Regions from separate parts of the Homo sapiens genome. Here region 1 is linked to region 2. A link is an interaction called in ENCODE POLR2A ChIA-PET data of the cell type or tissue named here. Cell type or tissue: GM12878. All regions are shown on one strand. Each heading gives the region's core, and the rest is flanking DNA. Links, peaks and the distances in the headings are about the cores only. Region 1 has its middle 280 kb from the start of MIR4444-1. Region 2 has its middle 43 kb from the start of MIR4444-1.

Region 1 (2,815 bases), core at 231-2,730, 240 kb after region 2:
CAACATGGCAAAACCCTGTCTCTACTAAAAATACAAAAATTAGCCAGGCATGGTAGTGCACGTCTGTAGTCCCAGTTACTCAGGAGGCTGAAGCAGGAGAATTGCTTGAACCCGGGAGGCAGAGGTTGCAGTGAGCCGAGATCACGTCACTATACTCCAACCTGGGCAACAGAGCGAGAATCTGTCTCCAAAAACCCAAAAGCAAACAAACCCATGGATCAGATCTTACCTACCATGGATTTTCATTGGTAAATAAACTCTTGGTATTCTGTATCTGCAAGGAGTCATCTGATATGCATGTCTGTTTGTTAAACTAGATTTTACTACAGCTTTTTGGGGTTGGTTTAAAGACTGTATTAGCACTGCATTCCTAATTAACTGCTGACACAAATACTAAGGGGGCAAGAGTGTTGCCCACAGCTTGCCTGCAGTTACCAGGTGTAATTATGCACATAGTAGAGATTCAAATCAAGAATAAATCAGTTTCTGGAAACATGCTGTAAGCACTCAGTGTATCGCCCTGCCATTTCCCCCGTTAGCGTTTTTGAGGCATGCACCCAATAGAAGAAATAGCAGGTAGCTACTGTTTAGCTGAATTTAACCTCTGAAGATAAGCATTTCTCCATGTTGTTGGCCAAACATAGAATTTTCTTTTTGCTTTTCACATGTAATGGGAATACAATGATTTCTTCTCATTGCCAAATCTTAGCTGAAGGAAACCTCAGATAATTTTGAAAACTCTCTTATTTTACCAGTTAACAGACATGGCCTAAAACAGTGATATAACTGTTTAAAGTCATCCAATTGGTTAGGGAGGGCTAACCAGAGAAGCTAGGTTTTTCTCACCACACTACACTTTTCATTTGGGAAACGGGGAGTGTTCATGGTTTGATGAATCAAGTACAGTGTAGGGAGCAGACTGTTATGGTCTGTAGACATAAGTGGGATTCAATTTTCTTGTTTGTTGAATGAGAATTATGCTTGTTATGTTATTAGAATGTTTGGGTCAGGAGCAAGTTCTTTTCAAAATAAATAATTTTATTTTGGAGAAATAAAGCAATCTGGGGAAAATTGCCACTGGCCAGTCCTTTTAAATCAATTCACAGGGTCAGTAGACTCTAGTACCGAGGTTGGATATGCTAAGGATAGAGCGAGAGAAAGAGCTCAGTGACTTTTTCAACAACTAGAGTTACTTGCTTAATTATACTTTTTTTTTTTTTAAAAAAGACCTTCGAGGTACAGTATGAGCAGGGAGTAGGGTGAGGACTTCCCTCAGCACCCATCACCAAGTACTCTCAGGGCACCAGCAGGCCCCCATGAAATAGGTGCTGCCAGAAGCCCATGCCTAAAATTTGCTTGGGATTCATCTCTTCCCTTTCTTTTTTATGATGCTGAACCAGAGGATAAAAAGATAAAGAATTGCACAGCCTGGCACGTGAATGCTTCCCCACTGCGTGCTGCTGTTGTGGGGAGGAAGTAGCAGCCGCCAACCGCTGTTTTATTAATAATGAGGCATTCACATAAATTCCATGCAAAATTGATTTTTGACTGTTATATAAGAATCAAATACTAGGCTTTAAAAAGTAATTGAGAAATCTATTTGTAATTTACTTTGCCTATAAGAACCCGCTGTCCTGCCATAAACAATTTTACAGTATTTTCCCCCCTGTTAAACAGCTATTTTTTACACATCTGTTTGGCCCTTTTGCACGACATGCAGTCAGGAGGTGTAACGAATACAGGTTTGAAACAACATGTGGCCACCATTTCTTTCAGTTTCATCTTCAAGGGGATCTCTTGAAAGTTGTGATATCATTTTCATCACAGTACAAGTGAAGTATGTTAATGGCTAGTTATCTGACACTGGGTGTTGACTGATGAGTCATAAATATGCCTTCTGGTGGTAGGAAAGCATGATGACAAAGCTAAGTAATGAAAAAAAAAAGAAAAAAAAACCCAAACCAACGAACCAAAACAGTCTGTTTCTCACTTGTCTTTAAATGCCTTAAGGGCTATGGTCAAATGGAAAGTTCTGTTACAAAGAGTTTCTCTGGGAACCTATTCAATATTCAGCAGTCCTGTACATATTCAACTGTACCAAAAGTATTTAAAGTGTAATTGATTTATTTCTAATTTTTCTTAAGATGGAAATTAGATGGACAAGAAAAGTTTTAAAAGACATAGGTAATGTTACATATTTTGGCTTAACTTCTATTTTCTAAGGATTATTTCTCAGAAGAGAACATGCTTCTGTTCTTATTCTAGGACTTTTTTTTTTTCCAAAAGAAATCCCTTAAAAAGAAAAACAAATCCCTAGTATATTTAAAAAATCCATTCCCCACCATGATCAAATTAGAACATTTCCATCACCCTAGAAGTTCCCTTGTGCTCCTACAGTCAATATATTCCCCCAGCTCTTGGCCCCAGCCAACCAACTACTGATCTGCTTTTTGTTGCTATGGTTTTGCCTTTCCTAGAATTTCATACAGACAGAATCATAGTATGTAGCCCTTTGTGTTTACCTTTTTTCACTTAGCATAATATTTTTGAGATTCACCTATGTTGTCGAGAGTACTAATATTTTGTTGCTTTTATAGTAATACTCCATTGGATATACCACAATTTGTTTATCCATTCACTGGTTAATAGATACTTGGGTTGCTTTCAGTTTTGACGATTATGAATAATGCTGCTATAAACATTGATGTAAAAGTTTTGCGTGGACACATTTTTATCTCTCTTGGGTAAATATCTAGGATAAAGATTGCTGGGTCACATGGCTTGTATATGTTTAACTATATAAGAAATAGTACCA
Region 2 (2,815 bases), core at 108-2,607:
GGGGAAAAAACTCAGTTTACTGGCAACAAGTCCAAACCAATGGCCTCATGTAAATTTTATTTAATACCTCCCAAAGGTCACCTCTCCAAATACCATCACACTGGGGTTCGGGCTTCAAGATATGCATTTTGGAGGGGATACAATTCAGTCCATAGCAGGTTCTTTGATTTCCCATTTCTCATTGATTCTGAGTATCTTTCCCAGGTAACTGCTGGGAGGAGAGGTGCCTAGGTCAATGCAGGAGTTAAATACTTTTGGTCGCTTGTCTTAACAGCATGAATTTCAAGCAGAGCTTCTAGGAGTGGCTGCTCAGTTTTGGACTGCAGTTACCTGCCCCCATCTCTCCCTTGGCCGGGCTCTAATGCAGGGCATCTTTTCCTAACGTATACAAAGGCTTGTTTCTGGCTTGTTTTTTGAACGGATTCCAAATCTTACAAGTGTAACAGTAACGATCCCATTAGATACGCAGATTCTGACCCAATTTCCTAGGACTGAAAAAAAAAAAAAAAGAATGATTTTGAAAGGTGAAAATAAATCAGTCCTCATGTCATGCAGCTGAGGTTCTCCCTCTTCCCCAAGAGTGATTTTTTTTTTTGTTGGGACACTTTTCCACATCTCACACATACCCTGTTCCTCCACTCCCTACTCATTTGCCTGACTTGTCTGGATATGTTTAAGTAGCACACCCAGTCTGAGTCCATTGTCAAGGGCCCCTCGAGGCCTCTGCAAGGCCTGCCCTGCCAGTTTGACAAACATGCCCAGGCATGCTTGAACTCCAGCAATGGACAACAGATTTTCCACTATACAAATAAAGGGAGGAAGCAGGCAAAGAAGTATTGCAGAGGTCCAGGAAAAGAGAGGGAGAGCACAGTGCCACTGTGCCACTGCCTGCCTCAGGTTCTCTTTTGATTTGCATTTTTAATGGTAAATTTTGGTACAAAAGTTGCCATATACTCAGCGGTCAGCCTTTCTCCTCTCCACATCTTGGGCCATAAGTCCTTGGCGTGTCGGATTCTATTTCCTTCCTGGTCTATGTGTAGTGCTCACCAAAAATGCTTAAGACCCATGCTTGATGATGAAAAAAAATTCTATTTAAGGAATGGTGACCAAAAATGAACTTAGATGTGAAACTAAAACAAACAAAAAGCTTTTCACTTTGCTTTGAACTGGGCACACTCTTTTAACAGTAGGGCACTTCCTGCGTGTAATGTAGCTCTGCTGTGACCAGTTTCACCACGTCTGTTCAATGACTGCCTTGGGAACCAGATCAATCGTGGTCTACCCTTTAAAGGTAGCAGCACTAATTCCTGCTGCCAGCCTCAGCTCAGACACAATGGAGAAACAATTCCCCAATGTTAGACTTAATCACATTGATCTATTTTTCTGTAGCTCTGGTCTTTGCAAGAAACAATGAATGTACAGCCAAACTCACTTAAATGTGATTATGTCAGCCGTTCTATTATCTCTGTATCTTGTATTTTGGGGGCTGTTAATGATATATCATAGCAGATAATAGAAATTTGAATTTGTTTCTTTAAAAGTAGCCAGATGAGCAAGTACATGAAATGACTACAAAGAGTCCATTTCAAATCTTGTTGAAGGTCATAATGAAGATGGTTGTCTTATAATCTCTTACCAACGGAGGTGTTGGGGAAGAAAAAAATCCCCCTTCCAACAACTAAATTAGTTAGGGTGGCCTCAATCTCTCATCATCCACATTGATCAATATTCTCACTACTTCTTTATTTTTATGAAAAATGGGGAGGGACAGTGCAATCCTATCATCTCCACATTTATACAAGGAGTTCTTGAGAGTTAAGGCAGAATGCAGTCCTCCGGGTCCCTTTATGTGGTCAAATAACCCACAATTTTTGGCTGGCCTCACCCAGTCTTCGTTGATTCCCTTTCCCTTGCAACTATAGGTGCAGCCATGGGACCAAGTTCTGGCCAAAGGTTTCCAAGTGGAAGAGAGCTTCTGGGAGCCTTCCTTGACGTGCAGCACACCCTTTGCCTCTCCATGCCTTCCTGCTTCCTGCTGCTTAAAGCTTGAGTGCTGTAACCATGAAGCATGAGCATGCCAAGCACAGCTGAACAGCAAGACAGAGGACCTTGGGTCCCTCAAACCATGAATCACTGTATCAGTCCTAGCCCCACCACTCAGACTTTTGTGTGAGAAAGAAATTTAACCCGTGACTCAAAACAACAAGTTTATTCTATTTTTTTTTTTGAGATGGAGTCTCACTCTGCTGCCCAGGCTGGAGTGCAGTAGTGTGATCTCAGCTCACTGCAACCTCCTCCAAGTGATTCTCCTGCCTCAGCCTCCTGAGTAGCTGGGATTACAGGCACGCGCCACCACACCTGGCTAATTTTTGTATATTTAGTAGAGATGGGGTTTCATCATGTTGGTTAGGCCGGTCTCGAACTCCTGACCTTGTGATCTGCCTGCCTTGGACTCCCAAAGTGCTGGGATTACAGGCGTGAGCCACCATGCCCAGCGCAAGTTTATTCTTGATCACACCACATGTCCATTGCTGGTCAGCAGGGGGACTCTGCTCATTGTGGGTACTCAGAAAGCCAGGCTGACAGTGTCCATGTCAACCAATGCTTCCACCATTGCTGACAAAGACAAAAGGAATGTAGTGAATTGTATACTGATAAGGCTTGGAACTGAAAATAACACATGCCATTTTGCTGACTAATGCAAGTCACATACCATATCTAACTTCAAAAAGGTAGGCAAGTAGTCTATTTGCCCTAAAAGCAGGAGAACCAGAATGTGTGGATAATCCCAATAATGACTATAATTTCTATCTTA

The links. ChIA-PET counts read pairs that join two places held together with the same protein. Peaks named below come from ENCODE experiments on the same cell type or tissue, not always from the same donor. Only the 100,000 strongest peaks of a DNase experiment are listed, where the experiment ranks them.
Region 1: POLR2A ChIA-PET joins it to region 2 with 5 read pairs; 1 of 35 experiments calls an interaction of 5 or more read pairs at or near these places.

The regions. Positions count from the first base shown.
Region 1 is chr2:176,931,061-176,933,875 of GRCh38, reverse strand. No RefSeq gene overlaps it. Among named protein-coding and RNA genes, the nearest start is that of MIR4444-1, 280 kb to the left of the region's middle. RefSeq lists an enhancer at 1,677-1,976. In GM12878, for the core only: no CTCF peak of the experiment used is centred there; a DNase peak (open chromatin) is centred at 1,765; H3K27ac peaks cover 2,271 bases.
Region 2 is chr2:177,168,294-177,171,108 of GRCh38, reverse strand. No RefSeq gene overlaps it. Among named protein-coding and RNA genes, the nearest start is that of MIR4444-1, 43 kb to the left of the region's middle. RefSeq lists enhancers at 662-831, 410-1,609, 2,494-2,788. In GM12878, for the core only: no CTCF peak of the experiment used is centred there; DNase peaks (open chromatin) are centred at 743 and 1,138; H3K4me3 peaks cover 384 bases; H3K27ac peaks cover 1,862 bases.